Regions from separate parts of the Homo sapiens genome. Here region 1 is linked to region 2. A link is a contact called in ENCODE Hi-C or POLR2A ChIA-PET data. All regions are on one chromosome and are shown on one strand. Each heading gives the region's core, a stretch centred on a gene start or an enhancer-like site at or near the end of the contact. The rest is flanking DNA. Distances are from core to core; before and after follow the strand shown.

Region 1 (6,626 bases), core at 1,813-4,312, 51 kb after region 2:
AGGGCGAGATTTCAAAGGTTATTGATTGAGAAAACAGTAGCTAAGTGCTACCTGGAAAGGGTTGTCCAAACATGAGTTGGTGTAGGAGTCAAGGGGAAAACAGAGGTGATCTCAATACGGTTTGTGAAAGGCACATATATATATGTATGTATATATGTATATGTGTATATATATATATTTTTGTAAAGTTTCAGGCAACACTCAGATTTATTAGAGTATTCTGAATATTCTTTAGAAGACACAAACTGTTATGTAGCTTCCTCTAAAGCCAAAGCTCACACCAGTGGTTTTGAGGTAATAGGGCTGGGTGTGTGTTCCAGCACTGCCGTTTACCAGCTGTGGGGACTTGGGAAGGTTGTGTAACCTCTCGAAGTCTGTTTCCTCCCCTGTAAAATGGGAATGAAAACAGGACTTCTTCAGAAGTTGGGAGAATTAAAAGAGAACGCTTAGAAGATGCTTGGAAGAGAGGTGAGAATATATTAAGTGTTACATGAATACCAGTTACTCTTTCTATTAAAAAGTGAGGCTGGGGTGGTGTCTCACACCTATAATCCCAGCACTTTTGGGAGGCTGAAATGGGAGGACTGCTTGAGGCCAAGAGTTTGAGACCATCTTGGGCAACATAGCCAGACCTTGTCTCTACAAAAATTAAAAAAAAAAATTAGTAAGGCGTGGTAGTGCATGCCTGTGGTCTCAGCTACGCTGGAGGCTGAGATGGGAGAATTCCTTCAGCAGAGGGTGTTGAGGCTACTGTGAGCTGTGATTGCGCCACTGCACTCCAGCCTGGGCAACAAAGCAAGACCCCGTCTGAAACCCTCCCCCGCCACTATTCCTAGCCTTTACTAGGAGTCTGCACCCCAATTCAGAGAGCTTCAAAATGTAGATGAGAAAGTCCATTTCGTGGACAAGCAAGGAAACGTAGAATGCTTGCAGATGTACCACCCACCGTGGCCACATCAATTCAGGAAGCTCAGGAGGAGAAGGGTAAGGAAATGAGTTTTTAGAGAACTCCTAAACAGGAGCTTCCTACCTGCTGCACTTCATTGAATCCTCACAGAGACATCATTCCCATTTTCTTTCTTTCTTTTTTTTTTTTTTTTTTTTTGAGACAGAGTCTCGCTTTGTCACCAAAGCTGGAGTGCAGTGGCCTGATCTTGGCTCACTGCAACCTCCACCTCCCGGGTTCAAGTGATTCTCCTGCCTCAGCCTCCTGAATAGCTGGGACCACAGGCACACGCCACCACGCCCGGCTAATTTTTATATTTTTAGTAGAGATGGGGTTAGTAGAGATATAGTATGTTGGTCAGGTTGGTCTTGAACTCCTGACCCTGTGATCCACCTGCCTCGGCCTCCCAAAGTGCTGGGATTACAGGCGTGAGCCACTGCGCCTGGCCTCCCATTTTCATAGAAAAGGTCACAGAGTCATAAGGAGGCTGAACTGGGAGTCTAACTCTGCTATTCTGTCTTCTGCCTCTTGCATAAAAACTCAACACGGGTAGGAGCTTTCTGTCTTGATCTCAGCTGGGCTGCCCTGGTAAACCTGTGTAGAAAGCAGTCACATCGACTCCCAAGTGGGGGCTCTTTGCGTGATAGTGCAAGCATCAAAACCTAAGAGAAGGAAGCAGGGCAGGGGCTCTTTGGATCACCCAGGCTGGAGTGCAGTGGCGTGATCTCAGCTCACTGCAACCTCCGCCTCCTGGGTTCAAGTGATTCTCCTGCCTCAGCCTCCCATGTAGCTGGGATTACAGCGCGCCACAACGCCCGACTAATAGAAGCCTCTGGAGCCCCTTCCACGTGCACGGTGGTGTGGGAGAGACACGAACAGCAGACATGCATCCAGTGCTCAGACCTGCCTGCCGGGAGGCAGAAGAGAGCAGGCCACAAGAATAGGCCGGGCCTGGTGGCTTTCACCTCTAATGCCAGCACTTTGGGAGGCCCTGGCGGGAGGATTGCTTAATGCCAGGAGTTTGAGACTATCCTGGGCAACACAGCGAGACCCTATCTGTAAAAAAAAAAAAACAAAAAATAAAAAAATTAGTTGGATGTGGTGGTAAACGCCTGTAGTCCCAGCTGCCCAAAAGGCTGAGGCAGGAAGATCCCTTGAATCCGGGAGTTTGAGAGTACACTGAGCTATGCTCACACCACTGCGCTCCAGCCTGGGTAACAGAGTGAGACCCTGTCTCTAAACAGACAAAAAAAAGAATGAGACAGGTAGTAGTTGCCGTAGAAGGTGGAAGGTGGAACCCACAGCCGGGAGCTAACTGGGTAATTAACGTGAATTGTAGCTGGTCACATCCAGTTTTTTTTTTTTCTTTTTGAGACGGAGTCTCACTCTGTCGCCCAGGCTGGAGTGCAGTGGTGTGATCTCAGTTCACTGCAACCTCTGCCTCCTGGGTTCAAGTGATTCTCCTGCCTCAGCCTCCCGAGTAGCTGGGATTATAGTGCGCCACCATGCCTGACTAATTTTTCTATTTTTAGTAGAGATGGGGTTTCACCATGTTAGCCAGGCTGGTCTCCAACTGCTGACCTCAAGTGATCTGCCCGCCTTGACTCCCAAAGTGCTGGGATTACAGGCGTGAGCCACTGCACCCAGCTGGGTGACTTTTTTTATTGCCTCTCTGAGAAGGTTAAGCCTGCCTCTGAATTATTGTCAGGAAAACAGTGTCATCAGGTCAGTTCTCCAGCAAAAAATCTTTCCTCCCAGTTATCGGGAGGAAATGATCTACTTGAATGATACTAAAGATAGAATCTGTTGTTTTTGGCGACCTTATGAGCACATTTCAATCCTAATCCAAAGGATTTTCATTGAACTAGTTCACTAATAATCTGGCCAACGAGGAAGACAAAAAGGGCTGACCCTAAAAAGACAATTCCCATCCAAGCAGAGAGAGAGATGGAGTTACTCACGCCAAGTCAGAAAGTCATTTTCGGGGGCATTTGGAAATCTTTGGAGTGAACTTCCCGATGCTATGAACATTGTTTGAGACCCTGGAGACACTGCCTGTGTCACTGTGGGTTTCCCAGCTTCCAGCCGGGGAACTCCAGACTCCAGCCGGGGACAGCTGGGTGTGGAGGAGCGGATGTGGAGGCAACGCCAGCAGCACAAACAGCAGCTCTCCTCCCGGCCGGCAGACACATGGAAGGACAGCCTCTTTCAGCCTCATTCAGCCGCGAGCCAGAAATGCTCCAATTGTTCAGAAGACCCTGGGCGACTCAGCACCGGATATGAGCGCACATTCTGCCAGGAGGACGTTGTCAGGAGCCACGCGTGGCTCATCTGTTTTTGACACAGAGGGGATATTGATGACCAGCCACTGATTTCAGAAGACAGAGAAGGGGTGCTTTCCTCTCTGGAAGGAGGGGAAACTTCAAAGCAAACAATGCTCCAAAGAAGAAAGGAATCGGTTGTTCTAGAACTAAAGAAGGGAAATGACAATCCGTCTCTTTAGACCTTAGAGAAAAAAAAAAAAAAATGAAGAAGGCGGTATATTCCCAGCAGATCAGTAAAAGCTGTAAGGAAAAGTTTTGGCAGACATCCCAGGAATAAATATGAGGAAAAGGTTAGAATTCTTCTTTATGATAAAAAGATATTTATTTCCTTGACAAATCCTCAGTGATGAATTCCTTACATAAAAGATGTCCCAGGAGACCACGGGAAATAATGCCACATTGCAGACTGCAGGATAAACGTGTCATCTCTGGGGACTGTTATAGAGAATTAGATGTGATTTTTAACATGAAAAAATGCATGCTTGGAGAACTTTTCATCAGGCTTAGAAATTTTAGAAATAAAATAGTTCATTTCAGAGAGCATTGAAATTGAAGCTCTTTGAAAACCAAGCACCTTTTGATGGTGGCTGGGAGTCTCTGGAAGAGCTTTGCTTTCTGGCTAGATTCCATGGCTCACTGGCACTCGGTGAAGAGTGCAAATGTAATTTAACAGAGAGAGAGGAGAATGGAAAAAAATAACTGAACATTCATTTTAAAAAATTAGCAGCATCCAGTAAAATACCCAGCTGAAACTATGGTTTGTAAATCCTACAGTTTCCATTTCTTAGGCTGTGAAATGAGGGAGCTGACCTATCTTCTGGGTCCAAGCTTGTTAGGCTATTGCAATACCAACGTTTGCAGGTTAACTGTGAATTTCAGTCATCCTCATTCTGTGCTCCCAGCAAAGGAGCACTGCAACAGAGGGCTGGCCCTAAATGGGAACAGAGAAACGCTCGTGGGAAGTGATAGTTATATCTCTTTTTAGTATTTAAAATTTCATCACAGTCCTACCCAGTCAGGAGGCTGAGGCAGGAGGATCGCTTAAGCCCAGGAGTTTGAGGCTGGAGTGAGCTAGCATTGCACCACTGCACTCAGGGCGACAGAGCGAGACCCTGTCTCAAAAAAAAGTTATCATTGGAAAGTCATTCATTTAGGTTATACATTGTCATTTGGTCCTGGTTCCCTTTAGTGGGCAAATGCTCCTTTATTAGTAACACCTCAGGGGATAAATATAGCTGTGTAAATGACTTTGTCTTTATTTCCCCCAAAATAAGAACAGAAAGGGATAACGACTCTGTCTCCCTCTCAATTTTGACTCAGGCCAGTCCTGCTCAAACATGTCCAGAACCATCCATTCCCCAGAAAGAGATTTCGCAGCTCTCCCTGGGCACACGGTCCAGCATAAACAAACCCTGGCACAATCCGACTTTGGCTGCGCCCTGGGGCAGAGCAGAGGCTATGACCAAAATTAAGGCCCCTGGAATCCTGTCCATTGTTAGACCTAAAAGGAGAGGCCACAGGCCATGGGTAATGGAGGACTTTAAAAGGCCAGGAACAGAGATACAGGGAGGAGAAGGAGGAAGGACAAAAGAGAAGGGATGAAGACAAAACCGAAAAACGTCGTGTGATTTATATCAGCGCAAGGCAGTGAATTCTGAGCTGAACACAGCCGCCATCATGACGCTGACAGAGCCTATCAGCTCCCCTCTCTGTTTGGAGAGATGTCAGATAGCTGGCACTCTCATTGTTACATTAGTTATTAATAAACTCCTTAACAATGGGAGGAAGTGCTAGCATTCAGAGAATGGGAGTGTGTCAACAGCTGAGGACTGAATGTGGACGGATCCCAGGCAATGCCAGGCCCATGTTTAGCACAACCTGTTTTCTCCCAGAACAGAAAGTGTCAGAGCCAGGGTACAATGACAGACTGCAAGTTTTGTTTCATTTCTCGTTTTTTAAACCCAAGATCCATCACCAGATTCTTCGCAATCTTGCTGATCACACTGCAGATGACTCAATGGCCATCTCAGTAATCACACAGCCAAATTCCTACTTGAAAACACAACATATCCCTTAGTTTTACAGAGAATGGGTCGTTTATGGCCCTAGACTTCTAGTCGAGAAGCCAAGATCAGCCTCATCATCTCATTTAAGAAATGCTGCAGTCCCATTTATTCGTTTCAGTGGTTAATACAACAAGCCACACGTCCCTGCAGCACACTGGGTATTTCCTAAGTGGGTTTGTGCTATTTTCCTTAAAAAGCCTGAGAACAAAAACTAACTCTCCTAACTCCCATTGAAATCAGAACTGTTCTCTGATGGCTTGGCCAGGTGTGGTGGCTCAAGCCTGTAATCCCAGCATGTTGGGAGGCCGAGGCAGGCAGCTCACTTGAGCTCAAGAGTTCGAGACCATCCTGGCCAACATCATGAAACCCCATCTCTACTAAAAATACAAAAATTAATTAGCCAAATGTGGTGGTGGGCAACTGTAGTCCCAGCTGCTCAGGAGGCTGAGGCAGGAGAATCGCAGATAACCCGGGAGGAAGAGGTTGCAGTGAGCCGAGATCATGCCACTGCACTCCAGCCTGGGCGACAGAGCAAGACTCCATCTCAAAAAACAAAATGAATGAATGAATGAGCTGTTCTCTGATGGCAAATCCCCAAAACAACACTTAGAACAAATCTCAGGCTCTGTCTCACTTTCAGACAAGCTATGAATGGGCTGTGTGTCTTCACCTACAAAGATACACCCAGTTATTGTTGCTTTGTTGTTGTTATTCCCTTTTTTCTCCCCTCCAACATTTTCTGGAATTTCAAGTAACATGAGATGGGAAGGAAGGAATAAACCCATTCAAGTTCTTTCAACATGGATTTTGGATTCTTTTTTTAAAAGACCCTGAACATGTCTTAACCAGATGGTTTGAATTCATAGTTGTTCTCTCAAACTGTACCTGAACTTTCTGCAAATGTGTTACCTGAAGACTTAGGAGTGAAAGCAACAGAGAGACGCAGCTACAAATGTGGAAGCAATCACTGGGCTGTCACAGGGCAGAGTGAATCCAATGCACCCTGCCTGCTCCCCCTCCAGTGGTCAATAACAGAGGCACTGAGCACCTGCACAAATGGATTCAGGACGCGGGTTCCACGACTTTCCTCCCATCTGAATGCCACTCAGTGCTGCATGGGGAGGTGAGAATTTCATTCCTTTTCTTCCAACACAGGCTTACAGCTCTGATTCAGATGGTTCACCACCTCTAAGGGCCTCCACTTAAATACAGGTCTACGGGGTCTCACAGGGGACAGCTCTGCGTATCACTACTACGGGATTCAGGGCCCTGATCTCAAGCCTTAACCAA
Region 2 (7,182 bases), core at 1,579-4,078:
GGTTAAGGTGGGACAGTGGTTTGTGATGCCAGGGAGAGTGGGGAAATTGTGATGATGCTGGTAGACCTGGGCAGACTGTGTTCCCAGCCACACCCGCCAACAGAGGAGGAAGGTGCTGGTACTGATGTCCCCACCCGAGAGTCTGTCCTGGCCTTGGTTTTCCACAGTGAGGGCTCGTTCTAATGTTGCACAATGTCATACTCAGATATCACTGTGACCTGTTACTATGCTTTAGAACCCGAGAGGCCTCTGTTCACATGGCAGCATGTGTGAGTGGATGCTCCCGGAGCAGGTGGAGTGGTGGCGCTGGATAGCGGTAAGAGCGGGGGCTCCAAAGGCAGAACTTCCAGCTTCACATCTCAGCTCTGCACCTGCTCGCTGTATGACTTTAGCAAGCAACTGGATCTTTCTAAGCGTCAGCTTCGTTGTCTTAAATGGTAGTTGGTAATAATAGTCCATGCTTCGTAGCATCACTTTTGTGTTCAAGCAGAATGCTGAGCACACTGGCAAATAATAAGAGCTCGTAAATATTAGTTGTTGTGTCACTGTTGTCATTAGAGGGAAGCCAGAGTCCCTTTCAGGAGCCCTGTGTTTAGGGGCAGTGTGTCCTCACAAAACAATAACAGTAATAATGATGGTGTTAGCAGCAACAGCAGTAATCATGGAAACGTTGATTAAGCATTTACTGTATCTGAACCCTGCGGCTGTTCCTGCTTTCAGCCACTTCTGCATTGAGAAGGGCCGGGGATGTGGTGGAAGCTAGATGTCACCAAGTAGGGGGATGTAGATTCACAGCGGTCTATTCTGGTTCCTCTTGGGAGGTTCAAACCTTGGGGAGGTTCAAAAGCCAGTTTTGGCCACTTGTGCTCTTCTGCTGTGCCTAGACAGGATCGTTTCTGATGGTTATATGCATGGTGGTGGCTGAGGTCCGCTGTCTGGAATTGAATTGGGGTTCCTTGCCTCCCACTCCCTCATTTGGAAACCTTTTCTTGTTATTAAATCAGTTAGAGGGGGCCAGGCGCGGTGGCTCACGCCTGTAATCCCAGCACTTTGGGAGGCCGAGGTGGGCAGATCACGAGGTCAGGAGGTAGAGACCATTCTGGCTAACACTGTGAAACCCTGTCTCTACTAAAAATACAAAAAATTAGCCGGGCATGGTGGCGGGTGCCTGTAGTCCCAGCTACTCGGGAGGCTGAGGCAGGAGAATGGCGTGAACCCAGGAGGCAGAGCTTGCAGTGAGCCGAGATCGTGCCACTGCACTCCAGCCTGGGCAACAGAGTGAGACTCTGTCCCCTCCCCCCCGCAAAAAAAAATCAGTTAGAGCTTAGTGTAACTTACCAGCGCAAGTGAGAGACAGACTTTCGTAAGATATGACAGCAATCTAGATTTTTTATATAGGACCTATTTATAAATATTGTTGAATGAGTACTCTCCGAGTTACTTTTTCTGTATTCACCATCAGGTCACACAGTAGAGTAGTTCATTAATTTCTTGTTGTCTTCTGTTTTGCAGTTAGTTAATGTTCCATATAAAGAAACTGTCATGTGACACCAGTACCTCCTAAAATTGGTCAGTGTGGTAGATGGTTTAGAGAAAAAAGGAACCTGTTCCACAGGGCTGTGACCATTCGAGGGAAGCACATTCAAAGATGTAGATCCCCTCAGAGAAGTTTTCCATTTCCCTGAAGTTAAAGATCTTCAAATGACTGCAAATAACATGAGGATATATAGAAAAATGCCCTTCCCCAATTTCCAAATCGTGAAAATTTGGCTCAGCAGGTAAGTATTTCTGTTTGTAGTTGTTTATAAAACAGTGAAGACATACCTTTTAAAATCAATCACAGTCCTTAGATAAATTCCTCCCATTCTTCCTCCCCAGACTCCTATCCATTAAGAGTTGTGTCTCTGAATTCAAATTTCATAAAACACTGAGTTCCCTTCAGAAGTAAATAGTGCATTTCCTAGGAGTGTCATTGCCAACTGCAAAGACAGAGCAGTATTTTTCAGTGTTGCAGCATAGAGCCTGCAACAATCTGGAGGTTGTGGCTGTGATTTCAGTCTTTGGGGGACAATTAGGAAAGTAAAGCTAAGGCCAAAGATAATTGACATGTGGAAAGAGACAAAGGACAGTCCGAATCTCGTAGGAGGAAGGGAGCGGTCCTGAGAGACCAGAGCTAGGCAGGCAGCTGTCGCTAAGAATGGAACTTAGTGATCTGCTGTGGGCCCAGAGCGCTCAGTGAGAACTCAGAGGACTAGGAAACAGGCTTGATAGCAGTATGACTTTTAATGCTAAGCTCTGCCTTCTGGTGATATCCTGACCTACTCCAGCACTTCAGAGCACTCTAGGGTTTGATCTCAGTAAATAACTTGGAAATGCAACCACCTTTTTGTTGGAAAGAAAGTAATAATGTATCCGGAAAGAAAGCAGGTTGGAAAACACCAGTGTTTCCAAATCTTTGATAGATTTGAATTTGGGGATTCATATCATTGGCTGCTTTTCAGCCACATGTGCTCACCTTTGTACCCCCGCCTACCCTGCCCCACCCCATGAGGTTAATGCTTCACACAGAAGGATGGTAGAACGAAGTGGGGCAGTTTCAATGAAAGGGAGCATTAAGCTGAGCTCTGCCTCTTTCCTTTGTCTGCATGTCTGGTAAACACAACTTAATGGATTGTGCCTCCTCCTTCCCCCAGTATACTCCCATGAAGCCCCTAAAGAATAAGTTTATCCCATAGCAATCTATGGTATGGTGTCATATTGGGAGTCTTGAGCTGAAAAGTACTTTCTCACGGTATATTGACGCAAGAGCTTCCAGCTGTCCAGAGCGCAAGAGCCAGCGCCAGTCCCCAGAGGGTTGCTATGGGAACACTGTTATGGCAACTGGTTTTCATCACAGACTCTGCAGTTCCATTGGCTGAACTATAACCACACGCTAGTCCTTTAATGGTTAACAGTAACTTTAAAATCATTTGAAATTTAAAAATAATTTCTGGTGGTGTGGAATAGCTAGGGAGGGCAGTGTGGCCAGCCGCGCAGCTATGGTGTGAGCTGACCCCATTCAGAATATTGAAAAACATGCTCATTTAAAAAAAGAATGTATTTTTACGTTGATCAGAACAATTTATCATGAAAGCATTGATTATTTATTTTTCCCCCATTGTAAACTTTATACAACTTGCTTAAATGAATCCTTGTGTTGCCTCTGCTGGTCACTCTCACTAGGCCACTTCCTTCTGTTGAGTCTCTTCTTCCCTCTCTGTAAGCACCAACTTCCTCAACTTTTTCTCACAGTGTTCAAGCTTAACACATAATTTTACCAATGAGAGCAGCTGAGAAGTTTCGAGCTGCCTTTTGGTGATCTCAGACTCTTTCACTGAGCTTCAGGCCGGGACAGTCAAGAGTCACTCCTGCAATCCGCTGTCCTGGCCTTCCTTAACTCACAGTTTTACAACTTGCCAAAACTAAATTGCCTTTGCGGTCAACTGCTTTTCCTTTCAGACTTAGGAGATGTTAGGAACCATGAGCGTTGCAGTCTGTGCAGTCTGCGCCTGCCTTTCTAAGTTTGGCCATCCTGGGAAGTAGAAGTGTAAAAGCTGTAGAATTTGAAACTTTTGGACCACAACTCAAAACAAGTGTATGGAGACCCAGTATTACATGTACACAGGCACGTCTACCTGAAACAAAGTCACTGGCCGTACCATGTGCAAGGCACATTCTTATGTTTTCTAATCTGTTGTGTTTCTTTTTAAAAATATGCTGGTGGTTATCCTCAAAATTGGTTGACAACTCATTAATGTATGGTGGTCAGCAGTTTGAAAACCACTGATTTTTTTTTTGAATTTCAAACTTTTATGTTAATTTCAGGGGTATATGTGCAGGATGTGCAGGTTTGTTGCATAGGTGAACATGTGTCATGGTGGTTTGCTGCACACATCATCCTATCACCCGGATATTAAGCCCGGCATCCACTAGCTATTCTTCCTGATCCTCTCCCTCCTCCCACCCGCCATCCTCCAACAGGCCCCAGTGTGTGTTGTTACCCCTGTGTGTCCATGTGTTCTCATTGTTCAGCTCCTACTTACAAGTGAGAACGTGGTATTTGCTTTGCTGTTTCTGTGTAAGTTTGATAAGGATAATGGCCTCCAGCTCCATCCATGTCCCTGCAGAGGACATGATCTCATTCCTTTGTATGGCTGTGTGGTATTCCATAGTGTATATGTACCACATTTTCTTTATCCAGGCTATCATTGGTGGGCATTTGGGTTGATTCCATGTCTTTGCTATTGTGAATTGTGTCGCAGTGAACATACATGTGAGTGTGTCTTTATAATAGAATGATTTATATTCCTTTGGTTATATACCCAGGAATGGGATTGTTGGATTGAATGGTATTACTGTCTCTAGGTCTTTGAAAAATTGCCACACTGTCTTCAACAATGGTTGAACTAATTTACACTCCCACCAATAGTATAAAAGCGTTCCTTTTTTCTCTACAACCTCACCAGCATCTGTTATTTTTTAATTTTTTGATAATAGCCATTCTGACTGGTGTGGGATGGTAGCTTATTGAGGTTTTGATTTGCATTTCTCTAATGATCAGTGATGTTGAGCTTTTCTTCTTGTGTTTGTTGGCTGCATGTATGTCTTCTTTTGTGAAGTGTCTGTTCGTGTCCTTTGCCCACTTTTTAATGGAGTTGTTTGGAAAACCACCGATTAAAGCAATTATCAGTAGAATTAAAGAAGGAAATGACCTGTTAGATGAATCTAGGACAAAAGGACTATAATTCTTTTTTGATTTTTTTTAATATGGAGATAACACTTGGCTCTCATTGTTAGTGTGAAATTTAGCAGATTATAGAACCTACAGTACTTCAAAATGCTAAATACTTCTGCCGTAATATGTAATTCTTAAGTTTAAAATGAGGAGACGTCCATAGAAGAACCGAGAACAGAAACTTGTAAGCCATCTGTTAGAAAATTGGCAGTATGTATAGCTGATCACCTTGGGCTGGTTGCACATTGTTGGATAAAGCAAGATTAAACAAGGTATTACAAAATAAATGGGAGGTCAGTTAAAGTACGAGATAGGTTTGGCTGGGTGTGGTGGCTCACGCCTGTAATGCCAGCACTCTGCGAAGCCAAGGCGGGCAGATCACTTGAGCTCAGGAGTTTGAGGCCAGCCTGGGCAACATGGTGAGACCTCATCTCTACAAAAAATACAAAAATTAGCCAGGTGTGGTGGCGCGCACGTGTAGTCCCAGCTACTTGGGTTGAGGTGGAAGGATTGTGTGAGCCCAGGAGGTCGAGGCTGTAGTGAGCAGTGATCACACTGCTGCGTTCCAGCCTGGGTGACAGAGTGAGACCGTGTCTCAAAAATAAGTAATAAATTAATTAAGTATAAGATAGGTTTGGGGCAAGAATAGTTGCAAGGAGTCTAGTGTTACGCGTCAAGTGTCTGTTGAGAGGACAGTGGCTTGGCCCTTTGAAAATTATTTCCTAAGACTCAGTGCTAAATTACATTTCTTTTAATGTAAATTTTCTTATTGGCAGTATAACATACATACAGAAAAATTACTAGAGTATCACATCATGATAGGTTTTTCACAAAGTAAACATTTCACACAGTAAACAAAGTAACTAGCGCCCCAATCAGAAAAGGTAATTGTTATTAACTCCCCAGAAATCTCTTCATGTCCTCTTCTAGTCATAGCCATGGTCCTAATTTCTAACATCATAATTTTTAAAAAATATCGGCGTGTAATTCACATACCATCAGTTGTACCCATTTAAAGTGTACAAAGGTTGTCAGCATATTCACAGTTACACAACCATCACCACAGTCTTAGAACACTTTCGTCATTCCAAAAAAGAACCCCGTTTGCCTGTGTTTAACAATTTGCCTGTTTATAAATGGAATCAAACAGTATGTGCTTGACTTCTTTGGCTCAGCTTAGGGGTTCTGATACTTACTCATCCCCAATGTGTGTAGTTGTGGTTTTTCAGTCTTGATGCTGTGTCTCACAATTTATTCTACTGATGATGGACATGTGAGTTGTTTCTGGTTTTTGCATGGATGTTTTATATGTGTTTCTTGGTGAATATACATCTCTCTATTTATATTCACAAGAATATATACCAAGGTATGAAATTTCTGGGACATAGGGTATGTATAAACTTGGCTATTAGAGTTATTGTCAAAGAGTTTTCCAAAGGAAAACCTTATACCAGTTAACACATTCCCACAGCAGGAGTTGAGAGTTCCAGTTACTCTGCCTCCTTGCCACACTTGATATATCCTCTGTCATTTTCATTTTAGCCCTTCTGGTAGTCATAATGGTATCACGTTGTGGCTTTAATTTGCATTTCTCTAATGGCTAATATAGTTGAGTACCTTTTTTCATATGTTTAATGGCCATTTGGATGTTATCTTTTGTGAAGCTCCTGTTCAATGCTTACTTTTGTCCATTTTTCCCCTACTGAATTGCCTGCTTTTTTCTGACTGATTTATAGTACTTTCTGTATTCTGGCTAGATATCTGTATTGCAAATAAGCCTCCCACTTGGTGGCCACCCTTTGTGCCAGGTTACCTTTTATGCATTGGAGAAATAATCTTATGACTGACTCAGATATTGACATAACCTTTGCCAACTATCTTTGCCCAATAGATTTTATAAAAATCAAATCATATGTCAAGCTTAAATAACAATTCTTCCTCTTGTTTAATGATGTCATCATAGTGGCATGTTTAAGAGTGTAAGATTTGTGAGAAGAGGAAATTATGTGAATGTTTGCACTTTTTTGTTAACTGTTGTATTGGATTATTTCATTTCAGATATGGCTGTTTTTGTTTTGCTTCTTTTGATGTGCAAGTTCATGTGCCATAAATGTGTGGTGTAGACACTACTAGTTACTTACGCAATGTTCATTCTCTCTCCTTCTCTACTAACAGAGCCCTAATTTGTTTAGAACTGTAATATGCACAGTTAAAACAACTTGTCCTCTCAGGACCTTTTGCAGTTAGGGTTGGTCGTATGACATGGTCCTGCGAAGAAGATACGGATAGAAGTCTGTGGGTGAGTGGGACTGCCTGGAAACCTGTTGCTTTACTAAGAGAAAGAGACAGACTTAGCTGACATACATACTTTGTCCTTTGCCTGTGATCATGATGCGTAGATGCTTGGT

Evidence for each region. A loop is a pair of places that touch in the nucleus more often than their neighbours do. ChIA-PET counts read pairs that join two places held with the same protein, here RNA polymerase II (POLR2A). Pooled maps may share reads with other maps.
Region 1: a loop to region 2 is called in a pooled map, with 2.7 times the contacts of the local background. The contact joins two enhancer-like sites. A Hi-C loop is called at or near these places in 1 of 168 maps with a recorded cell type or tissue (OCI-LY7) and 2 of 50 pooled maps. POLR2A ChIA-PET finds 5 or more read pairs at or near these places in 2 of 52 experiments (MCF 10A and WTC11).

What each region holds. Positions count from the first base shown.
Region 1 is chr10:13,681,414-13,688,039 of GRCh38, forward strand. All of the region lies in intron 15 of FRMD4A (FERM domain containing 4A), which reads right to left. Among named protein-coding and RNA genes, the nearest start is that of PRPF18, 98 kb to the left of the region's middle. RefSeq lists a silencer at 5,294-5,413. Within about 2 kb of position 3,063, at least 24 of the 41 ENCODE cell types and tissues checked have a DNase peak (open chromatin) inside an H3K27ac peak, as active enhancers do.
Region 2 is chr10:13,631,048-13,638,229 of GRCh38, forward strand. It overlaps a transcript of PRPF18 not described here. Among named protein-coding and RNA genes, the nearest start is that of PRPF18, 48 kb to the left of the region's middle. Within about 2 kb of position 2,829, at least 10 of the 41 ENCODE cell types and tissues checked have a DNase peak (open chromatin) inside an H3K27ac peak, as active enhancers do.